Linked DNA regions of Homo sapiens: region 1 is linked to region 2. Evidence: read pairs that join two places in POLR2A ChIA-PET (ENCODE). Cell type or tissue: HCT116. All regions are shown on one strand. Each heading gives the region's core, and the rest is flanking DNA. Links, peaks and the distances in the headings are about the cores only.

Evidence for each region. Peaks named below come from ENCODE experiments on the same cell type or tissue, not always from the same donor. Only the 100,000 strongest peaks of a DNase experiment are listed, where the experiment ranks them.
Region 1: POLR2A ChIA-PET joins it to region 2 with 5 read pairs; 2 of 35 experiments call an interaction of 5 or more read pairs at or near these places.

What each region holds. Positions count from the first base shown.
Region 1 is chr10:93,343,956-93,349,760 of GRCh38, forward strand. MYOF (myoferlin) reads right to left here. Exons shown (of 54, transcript NM_013451.4): 37 at 3,662-3,827. Among named protein-coding and RNA genes, the nearest start is that of MYOF, 140 kb to the right of the region's middle. In HCT116, for the core only: no CTCF peak of the experiment used is centred there; no DNase peak of the experiment used is centred there.
Region 2 is chr10:93,026,329-93,032,133 of GRCh38, forward strand. All of the region lies in intron 20 of EXOC6 (exocyst complex component 6), which reads left to right. Among named protein-coding and RNA genes, the nearest start is that of CYP26C1, 32 kb to the right of the region's middle. In HCT116, for the core only: no CTCF peak of the experiment used is centred there; DNase peaks (open chromatin) are centred at 2,763 and 4,303; H3K27ac peaks cover 952 bases.

The DNA of each region.
Region 1 (5,805 bases), core at 394-5,393, 320 kb after region 2:
TCTAAGATACTTAGAGAAATACAGTGGTGAACATTCTACTCCAAGTTCAAGTTTAACAGCCATAGGGTGGATGGTAGAGTTTATTCTTGGATGGGACTTACAGAATAGAGAGGACAACTCCTGAATGTAGAAAATAAACCAACAATCCATCACGTTTCCCCAAACATAATATGGTTTTAGACATTTTCTAGGGGATTATATGTTCATTACTGTTTTTAGACAATTAGTCCAGTGCCTATACAGAAAGTGCTCAAAAAACAATTGTGTCAATACATGTCTTTAGAGGGTGCAGGAGTAAGTGGGGAACCGACATTTTTTAATTTCAATAGCTTTTGGGGTACAAGAGGTTTTTGGTTACATGGATGAATTATATGGTTGTGAATTCTGAGATTGTAGTGCACCTGTCACCTGAGTAGTGTACATTGTGCCCAGTATGCAGTCTTTTATCCCCCTCCCCCTTCTGAGTCTCCAATGTCCATTGTACCACTCTGCATGCCTTTGTATTCCCATAGCTTAGCTCCTACTTATAAGTGAGAACATACAGAGAGCCTACATCTAAAGGAGTCTTCTTTTCTTGAAGTTTGTTCCTAAGAAACAGAAAATAAAGAAGAGAAAAATAAGAAAAAGAAGGGAAAGGAGGGGTGAGAGGCCAGGGGAAGGAGAAATATCTAATGTAGATAACAGGTTAATGGGTGCAGCAAACCAACATGGCACGTGTATACCTATGTAACAAACCTGCACGTTCTGCACATGTATCCCAGAACTTAAATTAAAAAAAAAAAAAAAAAAAAAAAAAAGAAGGGAAAGGAAAGGAAAAGAAAAGCAGGGTGGATTGTTGTATATTTCAGGCCTGAGGTTGCAGTGGCTTATTCAGCCCTTATTCTCAACAGCGTATGCAGAGGGAGAAGACACATGCCCTGACTTTATGTACAATTCCCAGAATATCTGTGACTCAGGATTTGGGGGTTAGAGCATGGACTCAGGAGTAGTCCCTGGGCTTACTACATTTGATTCAGCTAAAGGGGTGGGGGATACCAAAGCCTCACCCTGGGGCGGGGGTAGGATGAGAGGTACATCTCCCATTTATTGAGGAAGCACCAAACAGGAAGACATTTAACAGAAGGCCAGAACCTAGACAGAACAAACTCTGCCAAGCCAACAGAACTTTCTGCTTAACCACCCTGGCAATTGACATACAGGACATAAAGGAGGAGAAACAACAAACCTTTTTCGGTACCCACCATGTGCTGGGCACTGAGCTAAACACTTTACTTACATGACCTCACTTAGTACCTCAATAGTCCTGTAGAATATGTGCCATTATCCCTGTTTTAAAAATTTTAAAACAAACAGAAGCTAACAGCAAGCAAGTCACTTGCTTCAGGTGAAACAATTAGTGGTAAGTTGGGGAGTAAGTAACCTAGGTTTGGCTGACTCCAAAGCTTGTGTTTTAACCACCACACCAGAGCCTGGAGGAACCATCAGGGGGATAGCGGGGAGGAGGGGAGACTGACATTTCCTGAGCATCTGTGATATATCAGTTACTGTGTGAGGTAGTTTTAGATCCACGTGGCACCCCTAGACCTGTAAGCAGTCTCTACACTTCCAAGATAAGCTCCCCTGCAGATCCTGACAAGTCCAACAGTACAGAACAAGACAACCAGAGGGCAGGGTCACAGGAACACAACTGAACATAAGTTCTTTCCTAGAGGATCAGTTCTCCACTTCACCCTCCTCATGGAAACAAAGCCCAAGGGACAGGAGGAGAAAGTTATTCTGTGTGCTTCCAACATGAGGCCATCCAAGTGCCCTCAACTCTTAACCTATCACTGGTTTTATGAAAGGACCAGATTTTCCTTTTCTGGGGCTCTCTGAAGCCTTGACCACACTCTACATTGATTACATAGAATTGCTAGCCAGGGCAGTCTGCCTTAGACCCAGCCCACCCCTGAGCAATAGACACAAACAGGTCCACGTAAGTGATTCTGGGGCCAGAGAAAGCGTGTAGCATTTGTACCCTCTGGGTGATTTCACATATTTGGACCAAAAAACCTTCTCTCATGAAAACAGTAAGAAAAAAAAAGCCAGGAAAGTGGTTTCTCTCCATTTAGTAACCTCAAATGAAACAATTCCTGCAATTACAACAATCCTTGTTGTTATCAAAAATGCTATTTTAGGCACCGTCAATTCAGCATAAAATGTTTTATATGGGACATTTCTTAATAAGCACATGTAGAGTTTTGCTTAAATGTGACTGTGGATTTTTTTCCTCTTCTCTGAATCAGGGATCCAGGATGCTTAGTCAGACCTACACAGCAGATGAATTTCAGAGGCTCTGTAAAATCAGTACTCACACTTATGAAAGTTTTAATGGAACTAGTTAGTGACACAGCTGCTTAAATAGAAGACATCTGCTTCAGTCTTGAAGCCACCAAGGATCAGCCGAATGAGGCTGTTCCAGCCCTCCCACGGTGTCTAATTTATGAGGCCAGGGGCCCTGGGATCTCTTGCACTGATGCAATGTAGCCCCCAGCCCCTAACACAGTCCCTAGCACATGGTAAGCTAAAAGCAAGTAACTATTGAATGGGTAATTGCAAAATGCTGTATCACTAGCTATTATTTATTATGGAAATCTAAAGTAAGTATTATGCCCTGCTCTATCATTTACATATTAATTATATGTGATAATGAGGTAGGCCAACAGGTGGAAAGCAATCTGAAATAAAATCTCCTCCTCTCTCAGTGTTCATGGGGTCAGGGAGCTTCCTGTTTTCCCCATCAAGATATTTATCACACTGGACTGCAACTGCACACTTCCTCGTTTGCCTTCCCTGCTGGACTTTTGCTTTGTGAGAGGGGAACATGCCTTTCTTGGTCCCCACTGTCCCCAGATATCTAGAACAGCACGTGGCAGTCAGTGAGTGCTTCCTAACCATTCAGTGAAAGGCAGAGGAAATGACTTCATCCCCATCACTGATGTGGGAACAGCTCTCCCTGCTTTGCAAGCTGCTTGTTGAAAGGTGAATAGGGAACATTCATGAGCACTTAACACTTCCTCAAAAGAAGTCTTACATTCACCCAGGAGCAGGACGCTTCAGAGAGGAATCCCTCGAGCATGCCACCCACCCCTAAAACAAGGCCGAGATTCCAGCCCAGCTCTGCCACTTACGAATGATAGAACCTTAGGAAAGTGCCATAACCCACCGCAACTCACGCAGTTTGCTCATCCGTAAAATGTAGACAATGAATCCAGGACTTACCTTGAGTAGGTTTGTAAAGAGTAAATCAGAGCCATGCATGAAAAGTCCCCAGACGGCCGGGCGCGGTGGCTCACGCCTGTAATCCCAGCACTTTGGGAGGCCGAGGCGGGTGGATCATGAGGTCAGGAGATCGAGACCATCCTGGCTAACAAGGTGAAACCCCGTCTCTACTAAAAATACAAAAAATTAGCCGGGCGCGGTGGCGGGCGCCTGTAGTCCCAGCTACTCGGGAGGCTGAGGCAGGAGAATGGCGTGAACCCGGGAAGCGGAGCTTGCAGTGAGCCGAGATTGCGCCACTGCAGTCCGCAGTCCGGCCTGGGCGACAGAGCGAGACTCCGTCTCAAAAAAAAAAAAAAAAAAAAGAAAAGCCCCCAGACTTATGCACAGCCTTGCATGTTACCTTTGAGCTGTGGGACGATGTCCTCTTTCCCTGCATAAGGGTCACAGCGAAAGCGGTCCAGGCGCTCGATGGTGCACTGGCCGACGACAGGCTTCCGCCCAAACTGCCTGTGGTCGATGACCTTGATCACCAGTGGGGGCATGTACAATTCCTCCTTGGGCAAGAACTGGGGGTCACAAAGGTAGGTTTCATTTCTCAAGACCAGACGAGGGCAGCTTTGAGAAAAATTCCCCAGATGGACCAGTCCAGATTCTCTCTGCCACACAGCCCAGAGGACTCGCAATAGTTCAGTTACTCATGTGCCAGGCAAGGAGCTCCGTGCTTAAGAGCGTGAGCTGTCAGCCAGACTGCCTGGGTCAAATCCTGGCACTGCCACCATGAACTACCTGGCTAACCCTTCCATGCCCCCATTATTTCATGAGTAATAGTAACATTGTTGAATTACTCTATGTGAAGAGTACTTAGAATAGTACCTGACCCATGCTGTGTCCTGTAAGTGTGGAATCACTGACCCATGCTCTTTACTCTCAGTCACTGCCCTATACTCTTCCCTGTGCTCTGCTTCCTGGGAGGGGACATGCACAAGGCTAACTAGCCCAGGGCTTTGGTCATCTACTAGCCAAGTTCTGAGCAGACTTTAGAAATGGTCAAGACAAAACTGAACTTCTAAGGGAAATAACTGTGGCTGAGAGTCTCTTTGCCCTGGAAATTCAGTGTAAAAATGGATTGCTACTTTCTCCTCAACTCCCCCTGGCTCCCTCTCATGGAATTTGGTGGCTTTGGTGACAATGCCTGATTGGGGAATCATGAGCTGACCTAGGGGCCCATTTGGTATGTGGTTCAGGTGAATTTCTATCTCTGGCTTGACACAGGAATAGAAACTGGGGTCACCTGAGTGGTTTTTCTCATCTCTGCTGACCAAGGCTAGATTCCAGACTAGAACTTGGAAGGTGAGGGAGGTGTGGGGAGTAGACAAGGATAGGTGGAGTGGCCCAGGGACAACCACTTTGGGACCCTGGCTGGCAGCATCCCGGTGGCTCGCCGTCTGTCGCATGATAGGGAGGGGAGCATGGGCATTGGGGTTGTAAGGACCTATGTGCAAACTCTGGCCACTCACTTGCTAGCGACATCCCCTTGTGTAAATCTGTTACCTCTTGCTTTTCCCCAAGGTGGGCATAAGAGAGGTGAAAATGTTCACCCCGCAGGATTAAAGACGAGGTGTACCAAGTAAGAATGCACCAAGCCCTACACTGCAGCTGTCACTAGTTAGGACATAGTCACTGTGGTATAGAAGGTGTGGCCTAACACTATGACACTGGATAAATCATTTCCCCTCTTTAGGCCTCAGTTTCCTCCTCTGTAATGTAAAATAAGAGGTTAAAGCACGTGACCCTAGAGTTCAAGAGCACTGTATTGGAGACATCAAGGTCAGGAAAATGACTGGGGTGGGGAAAGGAAGGTTCTAGGTCTTCCAACACTTCAAGGTAAGAAACTGTCTTTATGTCACCTATTTATATAATAGAGTAAAAAAGAAAGATTTTTTTTTTAAAGTTAAGAAATTAACTGCTTTAAAAATGGAAAGACTGGGTGGCCTCTTCTCACCCCAGGTATTATGGGGTCTGTGATGGAGAGCTGTGAACTGGATCTGATGCTCTCACATCTTTAACAACCAGAGGGTAGCCTCAATGGACCAAAGAAGGTGCCATCCCAGGGGCACCTGGAGGTGGGGCACAGTTATGGGCTGCCAAGGTCATGGCCCTATCACCCCATATACCTTCCCCCACAGCTGCCCCTTCCCCAGACAGCCAGTCCTTATCCAGAAGGTTCTGGTCCATGCACAGTTGTAGGGGGTATATCTGGTCCATGCATGACTGGGGGTTAATATTCTGCCTTCATGGGGTTGACCAACAGCTTGTAATAGATAGCTGAATAGATGGAAAGTTTACTGGAGAAATAAGTAAGTATTGCTCACAGATATTTCTGTGCCACTGGAGTTATTTTGAAGCTTTAAGAAATCATCACTACAGTGGGAGAATTTAAGGGGAAAAAGTCACTGACAAGCTGAATATAAGGCAGGGTTTTTCTATTTGTCAGGTTTTGGAAATAAACTCTGTGTTTGTGTGTGTGTGTGTGAGGCACATACT
Region 2 (5,805 bases), core at 398-5,397:
CTAGTTTATACTTCAGCCATCAGTGTAGAGAAGTTCTAGCTGTTCTGCATCCCTGTTATCACCTGGTATTGTCTGTCTCTTCTTTTTTAGCCATTCCAGTGGCTGTGTGGTAGTTTTACACTGTGGTTTTAATATACAGGCATACCTTGCTTTACTGTGCTTTGCTTTGTTGCAATTCACAGATAATGTGATTTTTACAAATCTAAGGTTTGTGATACTGCTGCATCCTGGAAGTCTTTCAGTACCGTTTTTCTAACAGCATATGGTCACTTAGTATCCTTGGTCACATTTTGTAATTCTCACAGTATTTCAAACTTTTTCATTATTACTATGTCTGTTTTTGATCTGTGATCAGTGGTCTTTGATGTTACCATTGTAATTGTTTTGGGGTGCATGAACCACACCCATATAAGATGATGAACTTAATCAATAAACCTGTGTGTTCTGACTGCTCTACCAACCAGCTGTTCCCGTCTCTTCCTCTCCTGGAGCCTCCCTATTCCCTAAGAGGTAACAATATTGAAATTAGGCTAATTAATAATCCTACAGTGGCCTCTAAGTGTTCAAGTGAATGGAAGAGCCACATGTCTCTCACAAAAGCTAGAAATGATTAACTTAATGAGGAAGGCATGTCGAAAGCTGATAGACCAAAAGCAAGGCCTCTTGCACCAAACAGCCAAGGTGTGAATACAAAGAAATAATTATTGAAGGAAATTAAAAGTGCTACTCCAGTGAACACAAGATTGATATGAGAGCAAAATAGCCTCATTGCTGATATGGAGAAAGTCCGAGTGTTCTGGATAAAAATGAAACCAGCCACAGCATTCCCTTGAGCCAAAGTATAATCCAGAGCAAGGAGGGCCTAACTCTGTTCAATTCTATGAAGGCTGAGAGAAGTGAGGAAGCTGCAGATGAAAAGTTTGAAGGTAGCTGAGGTTGGTTCATGAGGTTTAAGGAAAGAAGCCATCTCCATAACATAAACGTGCAAGATGAAGCAGCAAGTGCTAATGGAGAGGCTACAGCAAGTAATTTATCCAGAAGATCTAACTAAGATAATTGATGAAGTGGCTACACTAAGCAAGAGATTTTCAGTGTAGATCAAACAACCTTCTATTGGAAAAAGGTATCAACTATGACTTTCATAACTAGAGAAGAGAAGGCAATACTTGGTTTTAAAGTTTCAAAGGACATTCAGACTGTCTTGTTAGGGACTAATGCATCTGGTGACTTTAAGTTGAAGCCAGTATTCAATGACCATTCCAAAAACCCAAGGGCCCTTAAGAATTGTTACATCTGCCTGTGCTCTATAAATGGAACAACAAAGCCTGGGTGACAGCACATCTATTTATAGCATGGTTTGTTGAATATTTTAAGTGCACTGTTGAGACCTCCTGCTCAGAAGAAAAGAATCCTTTCAAAATATTACTGCTTATTAACAATGGACTTCATCACTCAAGAACTCTGATGGATATGTACAAGGAAATAAATGTTTTCATGCCTGCTAACACAGCATTCATTCTGCAGCCCATGGATCAAGGAATGATTTCAACTTTCAAGTCTTATTATTTAAAAATACATTTTGAAAGGCTACAGCTACCATAGAATAGTTCCTCTGATGGGTCTGGGCAAAGTCAACTGAGAGCCTTCTGGAAAGGATTCTCCATTCTAAATGCCATTAAAGACATTTGTGATTGGTCGTGGCTCACCCCTGTAATCCCGACACTTTGGGAGGCCGAGGTGGGAGGACTGCTTGAGGCTGGGAGTTTGAGACCAACCTGGACAACATAAGGAGACGCTGTCATATGTTATTTTTTTTAAAACTAGCCAAGCATGGTGGTGCTTGCCTGTAATCCCAGCTACTCTGGAGGCTAGGTGGGAGGATCGCCTGAGCCCTGGAGGTCGAGACTTCAGTGAGCCATGATCGTGCCACTCCACTCCAGCCTGGGCAACAGAGCAAGACCCTGTTTCAAAAAAAAGAAAAAAGTTTCCATTCCTCATGGATGATTTTGAGGGGTTCAAGACTTCAGTGGAGGAACTAACTGCAGAAGCCGTGGAAATAGCAAGGAAACTAGAACTGGAGCCTGAAAATGTGATTGAGTTGCTAAAATCTCATGATAAAATTTGAATGGATGAGGTATTACTTCTAACGGATAAGCAGGGAAAGTGTTTTTTTGAGATGGAATCTACCCCTGGTGAAGAGGCTGTTCACAAGGAAATTAGAATATGCTGGATGCGGTGGCTCAGGCCTGTAATCCCAGCACTTTGGGAGGCCGAGGCAGGTGGATCACCTGAGGTCGGGAGATCAGGACCAGCCTGACCAACATGGAGAAACCCTGTCTCTACTAAAAATACAGAATTAGTTGGACGTGGTGGCATATGCCTGTAATCCTAGCTACTTGGGAGACTGAGGCAGGAGAATCGCTTGAACCTGGGAGGCGGAGGTTGCGGTGAGCTGAGATCGTGCCATTGCACTCCAGCCTGGGCAACAAGAGTGAAACTCCATCTCAAAAAAAAAAAAAAAAAAAAGAATTTAGAATATTACATAAACTTAGTTGATAAAGAAGTGGCAGAATTTGAAAGGATTGACTCCAATTTTGAAAGATGTTCTACTCTGGGTAAAATGCTGCCAAACAGTATCCATGCTTCAGAGATACCTTTTGTGAAAGGAAGAGTCAATTGATGCAGTAAATTTCATTGTTGTCTTTTTTTAAGATATTGGCATAGCCACCTCAGCCTTCAGCAATCACCACCCGAATGAGTCAGCAGCCATCCACACTGAGGCAAGAGTCTCCACCAGCAAAAACATTGCTACTGGCTGAAGGCTCAAATGATCATTAGCATTTTTTTTGTAGTAAAGTACATTTAATTAGGGTGTGTACGTTGTTTTTTCAGACATGCTATTGCACACTTAATAGACTATAGTGTAAACATAACTTTCATTTACACTGGGTAACCTAAAAATTTGTGTCACTCACTTTATTGTGATAATCATTTTATTGAGGTTGTCTGGAACCAGACATATAGTATCTCCGAAGTATGCCTGTTTATTTCTTGATGACTTATAAAATTGAATTTTTTTCATCCATGTATTTGCCATTTGAATGTTCTCTTTTGTGAATAACCTGCCGAGATTTGAGGCCATTTTTCTCTATTGGGTTGTCTATGTCTGACTGATATATAGAATTTCTTTGTATATTCTGAATGGGAGTTCTTTATCAGGTCTATGTATTGTTGTAAATGTCTTCTACTCTGTTGCTTGTCTGTTCACTCTTAATAGTGTCTTTTGATGAGGAGAAGTTCATAATAGTAATGAAATCCAGTTTATTATTTTTTATGATTCTTTTAATGTCCTGTTTAAGAAATCTTTGCCCTACCCCTGAAATCACAAAGATATTTTCCTTTGTTTTCTTCTGTAATTTTATTGTTTTACCACTCATATTTAAGTTTATAATCCATCCAAAGTTGATTTTTATGCATAGTTTGGGATGTAAAGTTCCAGATTCATTTTGTTCTGTATGGTTATTCAATTGACCTAGCATCATTTATTGAAAATAAATGGATCTCATAGTGTTTTTCTTTTTTCTTTTTTTTTTTTTTGAGATGGAGTTTCGCTCTTGTTGCCCAGGCTGGAGCGCAATGGCGCGATCTCGGCTCACTGCAACCTCTGCCTCCCAGGTTCAAGTGATTCTCCTGCCTCAGCCCCCTGAGTAGCTGGGATTACAGGCATGTGCCACCACGCCCGGCTAATTTTGTATTATTAGGAGAGACAGGGTTCCTCCATGTTGGTCAGGCTGGTTTCGAACTCCCAACCACAGGTGATCTGCCTGCCTCGACCTCCCAAAGTGCTGAGATTACAGGCCTGAGCCACCGCGACTAGCCTAGTTTTTTCTGTTTAGTAGAGACGGGGTTTTGCCATGTTGCCCAGGCTAGTCGCAGACTCCTGAGCTCAAGCAGTCTGCCCACCTGAGCTCAGGCAATCTGCCTGCCTCGACCTCCCAAAGTGCTAGGATTATAGGCGTGAGCCACTGCGCCCAGCCAAAAAAATGGTAAATTTTCAAAAATAATTTGAACTTCTAAAAAAAGCATTCAGATAATTTTATGAAGTTTGATAATTACTAGAGAATTAATGCTGCTTAGATGCAGTAAACCAGTCAGTCATACAGAATAACTTGTTTTTAAGAAGCATGAACAGTAACACAGGATTCCTTGTGAAGAATGAGAAGATTTAATTGAGAAATTAAAATACCAGCTCATGTAGAGTTCAAATCCTAACAGTTGTTGGATTCCTTAGTGACTCATCAAGGCTGTTGTTATTGAGCCACAGTCTGCAAGTATGCAGAGAAAGTATGCAGTCTCCAAGTATGGAGAAAAATAAAGAATATGTTTTTACTTTTTTCTCTTACTAATATACTTCATAAATTATAAATGAGATGGGAACAATTTGAAGGGTAGATGTTTTAGTAAAATGATCAAGATAGGTTCTGTGTTTTTCTGTTTGTTGTAGAGTGTCTCATAGTATTATTAACAAAAAAGAAATACAGTTAAAGTGACATTTTTCAAGATACACCTCCCCTTAAGGCAAACAATCTAATTTTTGCCAAAATAAGAACCTTAAAGCCAAACTTCCAGGAAGAAAACAGTATTACTATTTAGTGTACTAAAAATAGGATGAAAAAATGCTGTAAGTCCTTTAGAACTTACAGATATTTTTGGCCCAGATGGTTTACTTTTCACGTTAATTTAGCTGTGAGCACCTACAGATGCAGAAAGAGAAGGAGGTAGAGGAACAAAAGCTACTTTGTTCAGTTGATCTCTTTACCTGACACCAAGCCCTCCCTGCCAGGTAAGAGGGGAAATTTACACCTAGATATGTTCTTTTTCCTGTCATCACTTCTTTGATGCAACATCATTTTTTAAAGAATACTTTAAAAAAAAAGTCATTTTGTTACCCTGCACATGAATCTTTTTATTAATTGAAACCAGGGAAGATTCTCTGCCTCCAGGAGTTCAGGAATTATTTCTGAAGGTAAAGCCCATTCTTTTTCATTTTTTAGTTGGTTTTTAACTTATCAACTCTTACAGCTTGACTTGTTCTTATCTGTGTTCTGATCTAATATGTTCTCATTTAATTAGACAAGAGTGTAGTCCATGCGTTTTCTTTCTTTTCTTTTTTCTTTCTTTCTTTTTTTTTTTTTTTTTTTTGAGCAGAGTCTTCGCTCTGTCACCCAGGCTGGAGTGCAGTGGCGCAATCTCAGCTCACTGCAACCTCCGCCTCCCAGGTTCAAGCGATTTTCCTGCCTCAGCCTCCCGAGCAGCTGGGATTACAGGCACATGCTACCGCACCCAGCTAATTTTTGTATTTTTAGTACAGAGGGGGTGTCACCATGTTGGTCAGGCTGGTCTTGAACTGCTGACCTCAGGTGATCTGCCCGCCTCTGCCTACCAAAGTGCTGGGATTATAGGCATGAGCCACCGTGCCCGCCCCCATGCCATTTTTAAAAGAGGCACCCCATAATACTACCCCTCACTTCATAGATTTGTTTTCTAATAAGACAAATGCACATATCATGAAGATATATGCCATTTCTTTCACGATAAATTGTTAAGTCTGGGCTTCTCAATATAATACACTGCAAGAGGACTAAGCAACCATTAGCCATAGGCATTACACATTTGACCACTCTTATGTTCTACCACTTTATAGGGAAATCTGTTATGAATAATTTGTAGTTTTCTATTGATTTTTTCCCCCCTTAGCCTTCGTCTCCACAGACAGGAATTTGTTGTAACATAGATTGCAGACTG